2 separate regions of the Homo sapiens genome follow, and region 1 is linked to region 2. Evidence: chromatin loops called from intact Hi-C (ENCODE). Cell type or tissue: heart left ventricle. All regions are shown on one strand. Each heading gives the region's core, and the rest is flanking DNA. Links, peaks and the distances in the headings are about the cores only.

The links. Hi-C counts contacts between places; a loop is a spot of excess contacts. Peaks named below come from ENCODE experiments on the same cell type or tissue, not always from the same donor. Only the 100,000 strongest peaks of a DNase experiment are listed, where the experiment ranks them.
Region 1: it touches region 2 in a loop (3-fold over the local background); 5 of 110 quality-filtered maps call a loop at or near these places.

What each region holds. Positions count from the first base shown.
Region 1 is chr7:105,260,812-105,269,716 of GRCh38, reverse strand. The region is part of intron 2 of SRPK2 (SRSF protein kinase 2); the gene reads left to right. Among named protein-coding and RNA genes, the nearest start is that of SRPK2, 120 kb to the left of the region's middle. RefSeq lists an enhancer at 610-899. In heart left ventricle, for the core only: no CTCF peak of the experiment used is centred there; no DNase peak of the experiment used is centred there.
Region 2 is chr7:104,990,075-104,998,979 of GRCh38, reverse strand. It overlaps LINC01004 (long intergenic non-protein coding RNA 1004), which reads left to right and starts at 7,815. Exons shown (of 1, transcript NR_039981.2): 1 at 7,815-8,905. In heart left ventricle, for the core only: no CTCF peak of the experiment used is centred there; no DNase peak of the experiment used is centred there; H3K4me3 peaks cover 337 bases; H3K27ac peaks cover 442 bases.

The DNA of each region.
Region 1 (8,905 bases), core at 3,194-5,693, 270 kb before region 2:
TTATCTTTTCCCTCTCTTATTTTCACCCTTCCTTCCCTTTTAGTCTGTTATCTCCCTTCCAAATCAGTATCAGCAATTATCTTTTAATTAAGTTGAACTGGTGCTTACATTCCTGTTGTAGATGTCTATTGTCAATCCTTTCCTAAAAGGACAAATATATTATCTCTGCTCGGTAAATGGGTGTTGCTGTTCACTTGTACTGTACTGCTAAGGAGGAGGGGAAAATTAAGGTATAAAATCAGAAGTCTCTTTCTAGAGGAGTTAGGAACACTAGATATTAAATGTGTCTTTAATTAAACACAATCAAGAAATTAAAACAAAGGTTAAACATTTTGAAATCTATACATCGGGGTTCTGGTTTAATATTTCATTCTTAAGTGACAAAAATGATTCACTGAGCCATATTTTTTAGGGCTAGTGAAATAGAAACAGCCAAGGGTTGCATATCTGTTTATTACAGCCTGTGACGTGATTACCCAGGCTTCTCAAATTATCTAGTATATTTAATTCAGATGTTCAAGATTTCTTGTTTGTATTTTATTTTGCTAAATTGAAAATCATCTTGTAGAACCATGCTAGTTCTACCTTAAAAAAGAAAACACCCCTCTGCTTTAAAGAAATGGTACTTCCTGCTTTCATAAACAGTCATGTGCATAGTTTAGCAAGGCCTGATGCCTCTGGAGCTTTTTCCCTTTATAGCACCATTGAATCCCAGTCCTAACAGAAGTACTGCGAATCTTGTGGCCTCATTCTGAACAAAAGGGATTAGAGAAGAAAAATCTCTTGATATAAGGCTTGAAAGCAAGGGCAGGCAATCTTGGTTGTGAATATTTTCTGATTTTTCCAGAAATCAAGCAGAAGATTGAGCTGCTGATGTCAGTTAACTCTGAGAAGTCGTCCTCTTCAGAAAGGTACAGCTACATCTCTTGCATGAACAATTAATGGTGTAGCATTGCTAAGAAACAAACCAGGACATATTTTTTTTTCTTGTCAAGTTTGCTATATAACGTATTGTCCTGCATGCTGGTATTGTGCTGTATTGAAGATGTGTATTGGGGCAAGCTGTTCTGCTTTTGCAAAGGGTGATTGATTTTTTTAAGAAAAATAGTGGAGCCTGATCAGCTGCAGCATGCACACCATAACACAGCAGACCGCTGGTTCATGTGTGACAGCTGTTGAAGGCTTTAAAAATAATTTAGCTAAAAAGCAGAAAAGAAAAATCTTGCTTTTTTAAAGGGAAATGCTGTGAGGTTTTCTTCCTATATGTTGAGGTTGCTGCTCTACAGAATTACGAAGGTTATTTGTAAAATGTAGGTTAAAAATACTTGATTTTGGGTTGTAATAAATATTTATTCTTATATGGTAAGGGAGTGCCATTTGTAAATAGCTTAGGAATTGCAAACCCACAGATTAGTCACATTCTGTAAGAGAGATATGATGCTTCTTCAAGTCTGTGCTAGGAAATGGAACAGTCACTGCATGCAGTAATGGTTCATGCCTGCAGGTAAGGACAAAATGACTCAGAAGTATTTTTAAAGCAATTATTTTATCTGTCAATCATATGATTATATCTGAAAAGAGATATTTCATTAAAATGACTGTTTTGCCTTATAAAAAGAATTAAGATATTTTTATCTGAAGTCAGAAATAAGGCTATAGTTGCCTATTTTGATATGCAAATATTGTATACAGTTCTGTTTACCAAAATAGTGTATACTACATGATGTCTTAAATTGAGATTCCTGGGCATACAGTTGATGCTTACCTTTCTCTTGGTTACCTAATAGGTTATACTTAATATTGATATTTTATACTTAAGGTATATGTTGATTTATCTTTTCTAGGGTTTGCAGGGTTATCTTTTTTGTTCATAGATGTAATATTTAGAAAAATAATGGAGAAATAATGTGGTAGTTAAGGAATGATACAGAAAAAATACAAAAAAAATGAGTTGAAGAACCTACCATGGTAAAATGGATTTATTTAAAGTATGCTAGTATATGAAGGACATAATCTGATGTAAAATTATCATTTTAAATTGATTTATTAGTATAATCAGGGGAAAAAGCTTATGGCTCTAACTTAGGGCATCACAAATAAAAATGATGTTACTGCTTTTGTTAGAGACTGAAAGTAGAAAATTTTAGGACTGCTAGTGTTTATTTTTGTGTGGCTTCTAACTTTTGGTTTGTGGCTAGCCATCTGATCTTAAGCATTCTGTTTGCTGAGATGAGAAACAGTCTTCAGCCTTGTGAATATTCTGCCAGTAAAATGGTGGTGATGGGAAGGGTAGAAGAGGGTGGTGTGCATAGTGAACGAGCTGGGTATCAGCTGTAATGTTAGAGTTTGGTACTAGGAAGAGCACACTTAATGAGATGACAGTAATAATTACATTAGCTTTTTGGAATATCATGAATTCTTTACTGATAAATTGAGGGTTGGACAGAGTGGATGAATATTATTGAGAAACAAATTAGGAGTGGATGAGGTTTTCTGGTTAAAATACATTCTGTAAGGAAAGATATTCTAAGATATTTTAGTGATTTTATTTATTTACTTACCTACACTCTGGTGGTTATTTGAAGGAAAGGGAGGACGCATGTGGTCATGATTTTAAAGTTTAGAAATCAGCCACTATTGCTTCTGATAACTTCATGCACAGTTTTACCAGAGATTACTTAATTTATGTATTATTATTTCATGGCCATTATGCTGTCCTGACTTAATGGTTGATAAATGTAGCTTATAAATCAGACAACACTTTGCAAACATAGAAGTTGTTTCGTTAATGTAGATATATTACAACAAGAAGGTACTCTCCCTTGCCCCTACTTTTTATTAAAAGTCATATGGTAATGAACAGTCAAATCATTTGTCTTTTTAATTTGTTTGGAGGAACTTGAAAAATAAGAATCTGAAGTTTAAAAAGAATTTATGGCTTGTAACACTATATCCTGTCCAGGAATTTAACACCTTACAATATCATGTAGCATTATCATTACATTCTTAAATTCCTTGTTCACCAGTCCAGCTACATTTTAAGAGTTTTTGCTTTCACTTAAAAAAAAAATAAGTTAATGGTTTGAGGCATGGTGCTCTAAATCTTAGAGATATTTGGAATTTGCATATAGTCAGTGTTCCCATCTGTCTACTGGTAGAAAGGTTGAAGAAATCTGACTTCTTTCTTTAGCAGGGGAGAAACTGCTTGATTGTAAGCAAACCAAAAGTTATCATTCACCACAACTGATTTTGTTCCTGCAGTATATAGAATTATCTTTTGATAATTCAGAAAACTGGGTAGAGAAAAGTACCTCTAAATACAAAATATAAATACAAAAACCCTGATGTGATTATTTCTAGTAATTTTTCATCTCATTTTTATCCTTTTAAAAGAATTGCTAGTCTTGCAAGAGCTTAGTATTGGTTGAATTGTTTTTGTTCAATTTTATAAAATGGGAAAAGCAAAACAACCTAATTTATTTTTGTAGAATCTTAAGAGTCCTTCACTGAAAAATATACATACGATTTGAAGTAAAATTATAATGGAATTTGAAGGTTGTTTGGGGGGCTAAATTGGGAAATACGTTATCCTAATAGATCTCAATAACACCTTGAAATCTAAAATTATGTTTTTACCTTTAAAGGAACAGTGGAAGTCTGAAGAGTGCCATTTTGTAGGGGAGTTATGGAGTACTTCTGTTCTGAATGGCTGACTCCTAAGATCAAAACTATCAGGGTTACAAAACGTTAGTTTATTTTTTGGTTTTGTGTTTTGAAGAGAGAGAAAAAAACTCAGCATAACCATTTAAAAAATTAAGAGCAGAGAATGCTATTGAATGAATTTTTTAAAAAAAATGCCTAATGATGAATGAAAAATGATGTATATAATAGTTACGAGGAAGATATTTGCTGCAAGACAGTACCCTCTGGAGATTTTAGGGGTAAATCCTACTGCAGGTATTTTCCTTTTTTTTGAGTGCCTGTTGAATGAATGAATTCATCTTGAATATAGTAGAGTCGGTGCTAGACACATTTTTACTCCCTTGTTTACTCCTGTTTACAGTAATAAATGTGAATATCTGATTAAAAAAACTAGGTTTTCAAGTTCTCGTTTCTTCATTTTGCCCTTTCTTAGCTAGAGCACTTCTGGGATTTATGGGGTAATGTGCGTGGGGGAGAGTAGTAGTAGTAATAACCATAATAGCTAAAAAGGTGTAGTACAGTTGTCCCTTGGTGTCCAAGGGGGATTGATTGGTTCCATGACCCCCCATAGATATCAAAATCCACAGATGCTCAAGTCCTTCATGTAAAATGGTATAGTATTTGCACATAACCTGTGTACTTCGTCCCATATGTTTTAAAACATCTCTAGATTACTTACAATACCTAATACAATGAAAACACTCTGTAAATAGTTGTTATATTATAGTTTAAAAATTTGTATTATTGTTGTATTTTATTTTTTATTGTTTTATATCCCAAATATTTTTGATCTGTAGTGGGTCAAATCTGTGGATGTGGAGGGCTGACTCTAATCATTTATTAAACAGTCTAGATACCAGTTCTGAGTGCTTTTTAGGTGAAGAGAAAGAGAGGGAAGGGGTGTGTGTGTTGTGTGTAGAAGGAATGGTTATTGGGAGAACTGTTTAATAAATCATCCCAGAAGAATCCTGTGTGAACAGAAGGTACTTTACCGTACTATCATTTTTGTCAAACTTTATTGCTATTTCTTCAGGGAACTCAGGTAACAAAATTGTACAATTCTTAATCAGTAAAGAAAGTTGAGCCCAGAGTGGTCAGAGCTGATTCCCAGTCTGCCTAGGTAAACCCAAGGAGGGCTGAGGAGTTTGTGAGATGAGGAGATCTGAGAAGCTGAGACTGCATTCACACATAGCATTGCCCACATCTGCTGTTCAGTGTGAGTGGATGTTGTTTTAATTGATAAAGTTCACAATGAACTAAAAATTAACAACTCACAACAGTGCTATATAGGTTTGCATTTTCTCAGGGAACAGATACGGAAAGGATAATTTCTTTTTGCATGTTTGTGGGTTTTTGATGTATTTTAGTGTTTAAAAGGGAGTCTTTATACTTGTAGCTCAATAGATAAGAACTCCTAGCCTAGATCCTTAACATTTCAGTTAGCTAGCCAATACTGAATTCACAAACTGTAGCTGTCTTGTTCAGGAGAGGAGAGAAGCGGAGAGGGAAAAAGTGTCATAGTAATATTTATGCTGTGGCCTATATTCTACCAATGCCGAATAAAAAGGATTGGTGAGAATTGATAGAGATTGTGTGTTGTCCCTTCTCCAATATAAGGGTATTTCAAATCCATAAGGAACCCAGGCTGTTTTTGTGTGTGTATTTTAATTGTTCTCTTCTTATTTTGGTGCCTCGTATGCAAAGGTGAAAGTGATACATAGCGATGTGTGGATGCGGAGAGCAAAAAGCTATACCTGGAAAAATAAGGAGAAAGGAAGGGAAAAAATTCAAAAGTGAGGAAGGTACCAGATGAAGAGAGAAAGAAGTAAAGGGCATTCAGTGGAAAAGGATCCTGGACCAAGATGTCTTTGATTTGCTCTTAAGTTGATATATTTTCTTTTATGATGTGTGGTGGACTAAGAGCAGTTATAGGAGGAGAACCAAAGGGTCTTTCTTCGTTGTTTTCCCTTTCTCCCCCCGTTGCAATGCAAAGACTAGGAAAAACATTTGTTGATAACTATTTTTCCCTTTTCCAACTCCTGCTCTGCCACTGTTGGCTTTCTTTCTCTCCTTGTAGAGGTGTACTTGTTCCTTAATGAGATGACATAGTGGTTGATTGTGTTGTCTTCTCATCACTCAATTCTTTATTTAATTTTTGTTAGTATTTTCATTGAAGATACGTATATGGAATAGTACCCAGATCATAGATCTTTATGAAATACAGTTTATTGAAATTTTTTTTCAGTGTTTTTGTTTGTTTGTTTTGTGTGTGTGTGTGTTGTGCCTAAGAAATCTTTGCCAAGCCTAGGGTCACTAATATTTTCTGCTAGATTGACTTTTAGGAGTTTTAGGATCTTAACATTTAAGTCTGTGATTCATTTGGGGTTTTAGTATTAAGGTAAAGATTGAGATTCAATTTTTTGCATATGACAGTTCAGTTGTATCTGTTTTGAACATTATATAAATAGAAACCCTCTGGATAAGCTTTTGGTCTGTTACCTATGTGAGGTTACCTATGTGAGGTTCATCCATATTGTTGTGTGTAGTTGTAATTAATTCAGTCTCATATCTGTACAGTATTCATGAATATACCTCAGTTTATTCATTCTATTAATGAGCATTTGGGAGGCTTACAGTTTGTGGTTATTAGGAATAGTGCTGCTATGAGCATTTCTTTTTCTTTTTTTTTTTTGAAATGGAGTTTTGCTCTTTTGCCCAGGCTGGAGTAAAGTGGAGCGATCTCAGCTCACTGCAACCTCTGCCTCCCAGGTTCAAGCAATTTTCCTGCCTCAGCCTCCAGAGTAGCTGGGATTACAGGCCCGCGCCACCACGCCCGGCTAATTTTTGTATTTTTAGTAGACACGGGGTTTTGCCTTGTTGGCCAGGCTGGTCTCAAACTCCTGACCTCAGTCCACCCACCTCAGCCTCCCAAAGTGCTAGGATTACAGGTGTGAGCCACCTTGCCCAGTCTGCCGTGAGCATTTCCATACATGTCTTTTGGTTAATGAAGCTTGCATGCATTTGTTTAATATATTCCTAGGAGTGCAGTTGCTGAGTTTTAGTGGGTATTGTCAGTTTTCCAAAGTGAATGTACCACTCTATACTTCCACCAACTGTGTATGCTCCAGGTTCTTTTCAATTTGGTATTGTATATATTTTTTTCCTTCTCTTACCTTTCCCTCCATTTCTCCCTTCCTTTTTCCTTGTTAGCATTCTGGTGGCTCTACCAGTGTTACCCAGAGTTTGCACCATTTTGAGGAGGATTAGAAGTAGAAACTGGACTATTTCTGAACATGAGCGTTCCTGAGGGGGAACAGAATTAGAAGCATAGACCAGTAAGTGACCCTAGGGTGTTGTTGTTGGAGGCACTGCTTTCCCACTGATTATAGTCTTGTAACTGGGTACTAGAGGCCGTGGGTATTAACATTAGTTTTCAGACTTGGTTTCAGTAGCAAAACCTTCTTTCGTCAAACCTTAATAGGAAGTTATCATGTAAAATATATAAAGAAGATGCTTGGTTTGGGAGCTGGGGAATGTAAATCAGAGCCGCAGTTTTTGATGCTTAGCCGTCCGCCTTGGAGCCACTTCCTCGAGCTCCAGTCCTCTTTACTTAAAGCCCTTGAGGTAGGTAGGCCACCTTAGGTCTGTCCAAGAAATCATGACATTTTGATAGCTTCTGAAGTGTTAAGTTTTAAGCTGTTCCTAGTCTCTAAAATTTATGTATCATATACCTAAATAAAAGTGTAGTGTTAGTTTCCAATGAAAGACTGGACAATGTTCTGATCAGGTTTTCTGTTGGCCATTATTTATTTGGTCTAGATGTAGTAGTTTCTACATTATTTTGTAATCAATTTTGATTCTGTCTGTTTACTGATGCTTCTCTGGAGGGTTGCTTACATTACAGCCAGAGCAAACCTTTCAGAACACAAATCTGATCAGGTAGGTCATTCCACGTTTAAAACCTTTCAGCTGTCTTCCCCTTGTGCTTGGGAGTTAGGTAAACTCCATACCTGGGTCAGTGAGTACCTCTTTTCTCTGTCCTCATCTCCCTCTCCAGCCTTGTCTCATGTATCTCTTCCTTTGGTCATGTCCTGGCTGTTTTGCTGTTCCCATCCTTCCTGTCTCAAGGAAGCTCTGCCTGTATCAAATTACAGTACCATGTACTTCTCCTTTGTAGCATTTGTCACAGCTGCTGTTTGACAGTGGGGCGTATCAGTGACATTTGGTCTACTTACTGGCTTACTCACTGTTAACCCCACCTTATGATCTTATATATAGAAGTGCTTTCATCACAAAATGTCAACAAAACAAATAATGTTCATTTGCATTTTACAAATTATGAGCTTTATAGGAAGACTTTCTTGGTATGGGGAGTTATCTCTTTCTGTGGTATTGGCATAGATTAATAAATAATCATAAGATAATTTTGTTACAAACTGTCAAGGTTACAGGTCTTAGATTTTTCTTTTTTCTTTCTTTTTTTTTTTGAGATGGAGTCTCGAGTCTTGCTCTGTCGCCCAGGCTGGAGTGCAGTGGCGCGATCTCGGCTCACTGCAAGCTCCGCCTCCCAGGTTCACGCCATTCTCCTGCCTCAGCCTCCTGAGTAGCTGGGACTACAGGCGCCCGCCACAATGCCTGGCTAATTTTTTGTATTTTTAGTAGAGACGGGGTTTCACAGTGTCAGCCAGGATGGTCTCGATCTCCTGACCTTGTGATCCACCCGCCTCGGCCTCCCAAAGTGCCGGGATTACAGGCTTGAGCCACCACACCCGGCCAGATTTTTCTGTCACCATAAAAGCGCACAGCTTATTGTTACATTTATTTTTCATTTAATATACAATGGAAATTAAATTTGGACACTTTCCATCTCTGTGCCAAAATGGCAACATTAAAGCATAGTCATTTACATCCCAAATATTAGTATTTTGTGTATCACCTTGGTGTTTTTTGGTCACATTTGCACTCCATACTGTTTTTTTTTTTTTTTTTTTTAATTTCTAGGGTACATATGCACAATGTGCAGGTTTGTTACATAGGTATACATGTGCCATATTGGTTTCCTGCACCCATCAACTCGTTATTTACATTAGGTATTTCTGCTAATGCTGTCCCTCCCCCAGTCCCCCACCCCCCAATAGGCTCCAGTGTGTGATGTTCCCCGCCCTGTGTCCATGTGTTCTCATTATTAAACTCCCACCTACGA
Region 2 (8,905 bases), core at 2,856-5,355:
AGGTGATCCGCCCACCTCGGCCTCCCAAAGTGCTGGGATTACAGGCGTGAACCACCGCACCTGGCCAAAATTTGGTACTTTATAACTCAATAATTGCAACCAGACCAGCTAACTTTTTGAAAACTTGGGGCTCTGTAATGTTCAGATGAAGGTAAATGTAGGGAATAGACCCTCTTTAGATTGAGGGAGTAGGAGTTTTGACATCACAGGTCGTTTGGACTTAAAGGTATGAATTTGAAAGTAGTTTGGTTATACATGTCCTTTGCAACCTAGCCTCTCTTTCATTAGCGGAATTAATTTTGGTGGAGGGATTCATTCATATTGTTAGTATGTATCGAGGGAGGCATTGTATACCAGAAGGCTTTGAACTGGTTGGGAGAAGTGTTCTTATAAGAACAGGGTAATTATTAATCATAATAATCTTTGTCAAGGTGCCTAAGTAACTCCCTTATGTAATAGCAGCCAGTGATTAGATAGCTTCACATCAAGCAGGTTGGATTTGTTCCTTTTGAATCAAAGAACCCTTTGCTTCATAATCTAGGTCTTGTGTCTCACCGAATCCTTTATAATATAGAATAAATGGTTGAAAGGAAAGGCTCACATTCTGTATTCCTGAAATTCAAATAGGATAACTTTCTCAAAGTTTTAGGATAGACCAAATAATGTATGTCCATGTAGCTCTAAGATATGAGTCAACAAAGCAAAATAATTATGAAACTCTTGTGGGATTTTTGGTAGAGTTTTTATGGAGATCCAGTGTATATGAGAAGCAAACTAAAGAGAGTTGCCAAGGGTTTTAGAGCCAGTCAAATTCCTAGACTTTAGGATTTGTTGAATGAATTGAATGGAAACCAGTATAGTTGTCAGTTTTAAGTTCACTCAGTATTAGCATTCAATTAGATACTGAGTTTTAAAATAGTTTTTTTTTTTTTTTTTTTTGAGACAGAGTCTCACTCTGTTACCCAGACTGGAGTGCAATGTTGCGATCTTGGCTCACTGCAACCTCTGCCTCCAAGTTCAAGCAGTTCTTGCCTCAGCCTCCCAAGTAGCTGGGATTATAGGCGCCCACCACCATGCCCGGCTAATTTTTTACTTTTAGCAGAGACAGGGTTTCACCATGTTGGCCAGGCTGGTCTCGAACTCCTGACCTCAGGTGACCCACCTGCCTCAGCCTCCCAAAGTGCTGGGATTACAGGTGTGAGCCACGAAGCACAGCCTAAAATGGATCTTTTAATACCAAATAAGGACATTGTCTTATGATTTAAAAAGTGTCTTTTTAAAACCTGGCTACATTGTTCTTATTCTCACTTTGCTATAGAATAATGAAAAGTTATCCAACATTCATTTTGGAATATTGTTTTGGAATAATTCATGTATCTCGGCTGTCTGATTTTACCAACATGGAAAGCATAACTCAAAGACAATTCTTTAATCAGTTTTTAAAATGAAACTACTTTTCTCAGCTGTTAAAAAAATAGATTTATAATAATAGTCATCAGCATTCTTTTAAATTGTGACAAGTTAGTCTTAGAAGGATACAAAAATGTATAAAAGACTTGTGAATTTCTGACAAATTTAAATTAGGATATGTCCATAAATAGCAATTAAAATTGTTTCCAAAGAGTTATTTCAAAGCATCACATATTACAAAAAAATGGTGAAAATATAAATATAGGTCACAATTTATAGGACTTTTGTATATTGTGTATGTTTCCATAGAAATAGGTAAAGGAAATAATGGTTTCTTTTTGGGTTATAGGCTTACAGATGGATTTTCTATAGCAGGCGTATGTTACCAAAAAAATGGGAATGGGCTGATGCTTGGATATTAACTTAAAAATGGGATACAAACTGGCCGGGCCTGGTGGCTCATGCCTGTAATCCCAGCACTTTGGGAGGCCGAGGTGGGTGGATCATGAGGTCAGGAGTTCGAGACCAGCCTGGCCAAGATGGTGAAACCCCGTCTCTACTAAAAATACAGAAATTAGCCGAGCGCGGTGGTGGGCGCCTGTAATCCCAGCCACTCGGGAGGCTGAGGCAGGAGATTGCTCGAACCCAGGAGGTGGAGTGAGCTGAGATCATGCCACTGCACTCTAGCCTGGGCAACAGAGCAATACTCTGTCCAAAAAAAAAAAAAAATGGGATACAAACTGAAAACAGTATGGTCTCAGATTATCAGAAGCCTAGGAATCATCTTCCTTTCTTTAATACCCATGTTCCTTATGTCCCTAATGTCTGTTCTAACTATAGTTCTTGGCCTATCTCCCCTCGTTGTCTTCACTCCCACTGCCACTACTTTAATTCAGGTCTGGAAAAGTGTATTCAGTCACTCACTCTGAATATTTGCTAAATACATGAGTTTGTGTATAGAACTGTGTAGTAACCTCCTAGCTTACCCTGGCTTTTAATTTTTCTAATCCATCTGTTAACACTTCAAAGTGATTTTACTTAAATGTGTATCTGATATTGCTTGAAAGCTTTTAATGAATCCCATGATCTGCCTCTTGCCTTTTTTTCCAATCAGAAGTACCCAGTTGCTGCTGCTTTTGCTTCCAGCCATATTAATACAGTTTGAGCATCCCTAATCTGAAAATCCAAAATCTGCAATGTTCCAAAATTCGAAACTACCAACATGATGCCACAGGTGGAAAATTCCACACTTGACCTTATGTGATAGGTCACAGTCAAAACTTAGTGTCATGCACAGATATTAAAAATATTGTATAAAATTACTTCAGGCAGTGTGCATAAGGTGAAGCATTTATGAAACATAAATGAGCTTATGTTTAGACTTGCATCCCACCCCCAATATATCTATCTCATGTATATGCAAATATTCCAAAATCCAGAGCACTTTTGGTCTCAAGCATTTCAGATAAGTGATACGCAACCTGTACTATTATCTCTTCATAGAATACCCCTGTCTATTTTGTGAATGCAAGTGTTTTTCTGTGTAGCCTTCTCTGATCTTTTTCCAATAAGTCTTATTTTTTATAATTCCATGTACCCCAGCTCTATTATAGCGCTTAACTGCAGTTTATTACAATTATTTATAGCCTCTTTACCCACTAGAACAGCAGTCCCCAACGTTTTTGGCACCAGGGACCAGTTTTGTGGAAGACAGTTTTTTCCCATGGATGGGATGTGGGGGTGGTGGTGGTTTTGGGATAAAACTGTTCCATCTCAGGTCATCGGGCATTAGTTAGATTCATGAGATTCTAAACTCCCCACTTTATGTAACACTCTACTTCTTTCTTTTCATTGATAGAGATAATATTTATGCATATTTAGGGGCACACGCTCCTTATTCTACTCCTGTAACATAGTAGAACTTATTCCTTCTAACTTTACTTTTGCACCACTTAACCAACTTCTATACATCCCTCCTTCCCCCACCCCACTTAATATAAGCATCTTTTATTTTTTATTTTTGAGACAAAGTGCCTATCTCAGGTCATCGGGCATGAGTTAGATTCATAAGGAGTTAGATTCATAGATCCCTCACATGTGAAGGTTCACATTCCTATGAGAGTCTAATGCCACAGCTGATTGGCAGGAGACAGAGCTTTGGGGGTGGGGGTAATGCTTGTCCACAGCTCACCTCCTGTTGTGTGGTGGGGTAGGGGAGGGTGTTGGGGACCCCAGCACTAGAATATGAGCCCCTGAAGAGCAGAATATCTAACTTGCATTGTCTCCCTCAGATAAAAGGATTCAGTTTATTGTTAAACGGGTAGTGCCTGCATTTGTACCTAGGACATAGTAAGTGCTTAAGTAAATTTTGAATTAATTGGGTCTGTTGTCTTTGGTGTAAGTATAAATCTGCAAAATATCTCCTAAACCTAGATTGTAAAGAGAAGAAAGGTTAGAGATGCATTTCTGTAGTTAATGATGATTAATGTCCAAGAACGTAGCCATCCTTAGTAAAGAAAAAATAATACCAAGAAAACAGTTGGGCATATATTCCTCTTAGGTTTCATCAGGCACAATTATCTTGAAAGACTAGCAATCCCACATGACACATACCCTGGTACTCATGTGTCCATTGCAACTGTAAAGGTACTTTAACTTCAAGGGAACTTCAAAGAAGAGAACTTTCCCACAGTTCACTTTCTTAACAGTTCAGTGGCCTTATTTACAGGATGAAAGTTCAGGTAGATTTTCTGGCATCTTATTTCAAAAGAATAGATACTGTCCTCCAAGTATGGATGCAGAGACATCAACACTTACCAACATGCAGCAACAGTCATAGGAACTAAACAGATTTGTAGCCCAAAATGGCACTGGTAAAAATACATGTCAGTCTGCACAGAGATTCTGAATGATTTACAATTAACAGTAGATGATGATGTTAATACCTGTTTTTAAAAAGTTGAGTCCATCAATGTGCTAATTAATCCCTTCCACAACGCAAGCAAGTTTGTATTCTTTGGAAAGATTTGGCACCAAGTTAAAAGTCACTTCTAAGTTTTGCAAAAATAAATAAGTTGATTTATTCTGTTACATAGATACCAACAAATTTCCAAAGTGGTAGTTGTAGGTACTACATAAAGTACAAGTTTCCCTGCTATGGACATATTAAAATGCTGCAAGTTGGTAGTTCCCAAGCCGGTTTGATCACCATAATCATTTCTGAAACTTATTAAAATACTCTTAGGCTTCTTACCCACAGGTCCCAGAAACAAGATGTTAGATGTCATCATTCATAATTTTCTTACAGTGTAGCAATTTTTGAAGAACCATATGCTGCACTATTTAATAAAAATCTGCATTTTTGACAAACCCCTCATTCCCAGGTATTTAATTTGCAAATGCTACATTGATAACACTGATATATGGAATGGATTGCTTCTCTAAAATGTCTGTGGAAAGCAACAGTGCAAAGACATTATATTTTCATTTCTTTTTGGGGGAGTGTTACTGTAATATTAGACATCCGACCTGAGAAGTTTGGAGGTACTATTGCCATGAACCATTTCTTCCGTAATTCAAAAGTTATCTTTGAAGTGACTCTGATTACCTGGGACGAGAAGGCCTCATTTCTGGGATGCAGGCATGCATTTTAACATAGACTTCAGGACAAATTAAGTTGATGTTTGCTGCAGGTTGCTATGAAAATTTAAATTCCACTGAACTCACCCTCAATCTTTAGTGTTCCTACTGGGTGATATTTAGGATTGGCTCTGGGAACATGTGTTAATTTTTCTTAGTAAAACTTATTTAAAGCTTCAACACTAATACTTCTCTAATTTTGGTATCATGATTCATTCTCAGCTTTAAAAATAAAGTGTCCTGGATCAGTTTCCTTTTGCGGTAACTCCAAGCATATACAGTTGACTCTTAACAACTCAGGGGTTGGGCTCTGACCCACTTCCCATGCAGTCAAATTCACATATAACTTTTGACTCCCCATAAACCAAACCTAACTGCTAATAGCCTACTGTTGACTGTCAGCCTTACCAATAACATAGTCAATTAACATATATTCTGTATGTTATATGTATTATATACTGTCTTATTACAATAAAGTAACTAGATAAAATCAAATGGGCTGGGTATGATGACTCATGGCTAGTAATCCCTGTATTTTGGGAGGCCGAGGTGGGAGGATCATTTGAGCTCAGGAGTTCAAGACCACCCTGGGCAACAAAGTGAGACCCTGTCTCTACAAACCAGGCATGGTTGTGCATGCCTGTAGTCTTAGCTACTCAGGAGGCTGAGGCAGGAGGATTGCTTGAGCCCAGGAGTTTAAGGCTGCAGTGAGCTATGATTGCACCACTGCACTCTAGCCTGGGTGACAGGATGAGATCCTGTTGAGTTCAAGACCAGCCTAGCTAACATGGTGAAACCCCGTCTCTACTAAAAATACATAAAAATTAGCCAGGCATAGTGGTTGGCGCCTGTAATCTCAGCTACTCGGGAGGCTGAGGCAGGAGAATTACTTGAACCTGGGAAGCAAAGGTTGCAATGATGAGGAAAAAAAAATATATTTACTGTTCATTAAGTAGGAGTGGATCATAAAGGTATTCAATCTCGTTGAGTAGGCTGAGGAAGAGGAGGGGTCTTTCTCAGGGGTGGCAGAGGCAGAAGAAAATTTGTGTATAAGTGGACTTGTACATTTTAAACCCATGTTGTTCAAGGGTCACCTGTATTTAAAATTCCACATTCAAATAAATTTGACCCTTGTGTATATTATTAATAATATACATAATTCTTAGAATAATAAATGAATGTTAGATTGTAAAATCATTGGCCTAGAGGAGTTGCCTAAAGATTGAAATAAACCAGCTTCTTGGCTTCTTTATTTTTTAAATGAGGGGCAGACACAAAGTAAATTTCCAAGTCACCTTGAAATCAGGCACTTTGAAGCCTAGCTATGAGTAAACTCAGTTATACTGTCTAATACCCATTTTAGCTTTTCTGTTTACAGCATAAACTTTAAGGCCGGTTTTAGTTCTTTTAAGAAGTCAAAAGCAGAACCTCTCTAGCAGAAGTGTTTTTCAAACATTAAATCCTAAACCAAAAAAAAAAGTGACCAAATTACAGAACTCTAGGAGTTTATCTTACCTACCTACCGCTGAAAGAGGATTTTTCTTTTTAAGAAAATTAGAATATTCTGATGGCCTAAACTTTTCTTGTCAAACAGGTAAAGTCTTGTTAGCCCAGAAAGTATCTCTTCTTAGGAGTGTTTAGATTTGTTGAGAGAGAGAAGGCTTTATTTCTTTTTTAGTAGAGACGGGGTTTCACCGTATTAGCCAGAATGGTCTTGATCTGCTGACCTTGTGATCTGCCCGCTTGGCCTCCCAAAGTGCTGGGATTACAGGCGTGAACCACCGTGCCCAGCCTGAGAAGGCTTTATTTCTAAACTCCCCACTTAATGTAACACTTTACTTCTTTCTTTTTATTGATATAGATAATATTTGTGCATGTTTTAGGGGCACATGTGATATTTTCATAATTGTATACCATGTGTAATGATCAAATCAGGGTAGTTGGAATAGCTATCACCTCAAACATCTTTGTGTTGGGAACATTACAAATCTGGCTATTTTGAAATATACAATATAAATTATTAACTATAATTTTCCTACTGTACTGTAAAATAGTAGAACTTACTCCTTCTAACTTTACTGTTGTACCATTTAACCAACTTCTATACATCCCTCCTTCCCCCACCCCACTTAATATAAGCATCTTTTTTTTTTTTTTTTGAGAAAAAGTCTTGCTCTATCACCCAGGCTGGAATGCACTGGCAAGATCTCGGCTCACTGCAGTCTTTGCCTCCCGAGTTCAAGCATTTCTCCTGCCTCAGCCTCCCCAGTAGCTGGGATTACAGGTTTGTGTCACCACACCCAGCTAATTTTTGTATTTTTAGTATAGATGGGGTTTCAGTATGTTGGCTAAGCTGGTCTCGAACTCCTGACCTCAGGTGATCCGCCCACCTCGGCCTCTCAAGAGTGCTGGGATTACAGGTGTGAGCCACCACACCCAGCCATAAGCATCTTTTAAAAAGGTGGAGGGGGGCTATCAACTGTTATTTTAAGCATAGTAAGAGTTCACCCTACTACTTTTACAATGAATTACTGCAAGATGTTTAGACATTGTGATCTTTTTATTACGGTTACTGTTTTCCCTAAAGGTCAAACCAATAACTTGAGATCCTGAGGTGCAACTCAAGAGTAGAAGCATCACTTAATACTAGTAACTTAAAAGAATAGCAGATCTGGCTCGCTGTGGTGGCTCAGGCCTGTAATCCCAGCACCTTGGGAGGCTGACACAGGTGGAGCACGTGAGGTCATGAGACCAGCGTGGCCAACATGGTGAAACCCTGTCTCTGCTAAAAATGTAAGAATTAGCTGGGTGTGGTGGCACACACCTGTAATCGTAGCTACTCAGGAGGCTGAGGCATGAAAATTGCTTTAACCCGAGGGGCAGAGGTTGCAGTGGGCCGAGATTATGCCACTGCACTCCACCCTGGGTGACAGAGTAACAGTCTCAGAAAAAGAAAAAGGAATAGTAGTGGGTCTTCAGATACTTAGATGTCATGAGCTGGGACTTTAATGGGCCATTTTTAAAATTTGACATTAAAAATTCCGTCCTAATGCCAGTAAATAATTTTCATCATTTAATTCCGCATGTTTTTGGTATATTCATCTAGCACCTTCTGAATGTTATTAGACCTCCTATATAGTTAACCTTGGATATCATATGGTGGTTTGGTAGACTTTTTTTTTTTTTTAATACACACACGTCTTTTAGCTTGGTTGATATGCCCTCAGCCTGAAAGATAACAACTTGCTTATTTATTACACAACCAGATTACTTGACTCCCTATGTTTGAAGTCCCCAGTTTAGATTGGTTATTAAGTAAGCATTCATTAGATTTTCAATTATTTATAAAAGCTAAATATAAAGAACCACAAACTATTTCAACAAGTTAATACAGCCAAAGCATATAGATAAATATATGAAACAATACAGTAAATACATGAGACCAAAAATTCAGTCTTTCATCAGTCTGGAAATAAACAAATATTTTGTGTGTGATTGTTTCTGAAACTGCAGACAGGTATTTTTAATTCTTAACTCCTACTGTGTTCAGTACATTATTCAGAAGATTAGCCAGGAACAGAAAATGTGCAATTTAATTTCCCTTAGGTTCAAGGTATAAGCTAAACAGAGTCTTTCCCTGCACAAATTATCAAGTTGGCTGTGTTTCACTGGATAGGAGATGGGACAGTGGGAATCTTGTTTGTTCATTGATGGGCGTCATTATTTAGATGGTGAGGCATTTGGCTACCTTGAAAGTCATCTTTACTCCCTGTTACCCTCACTTTATTGAATTTCTTTACTTTGACTTTCAGAGCTCTGGGCAGAAATCACATATTAGTTTGGAGGACTTTGTTAT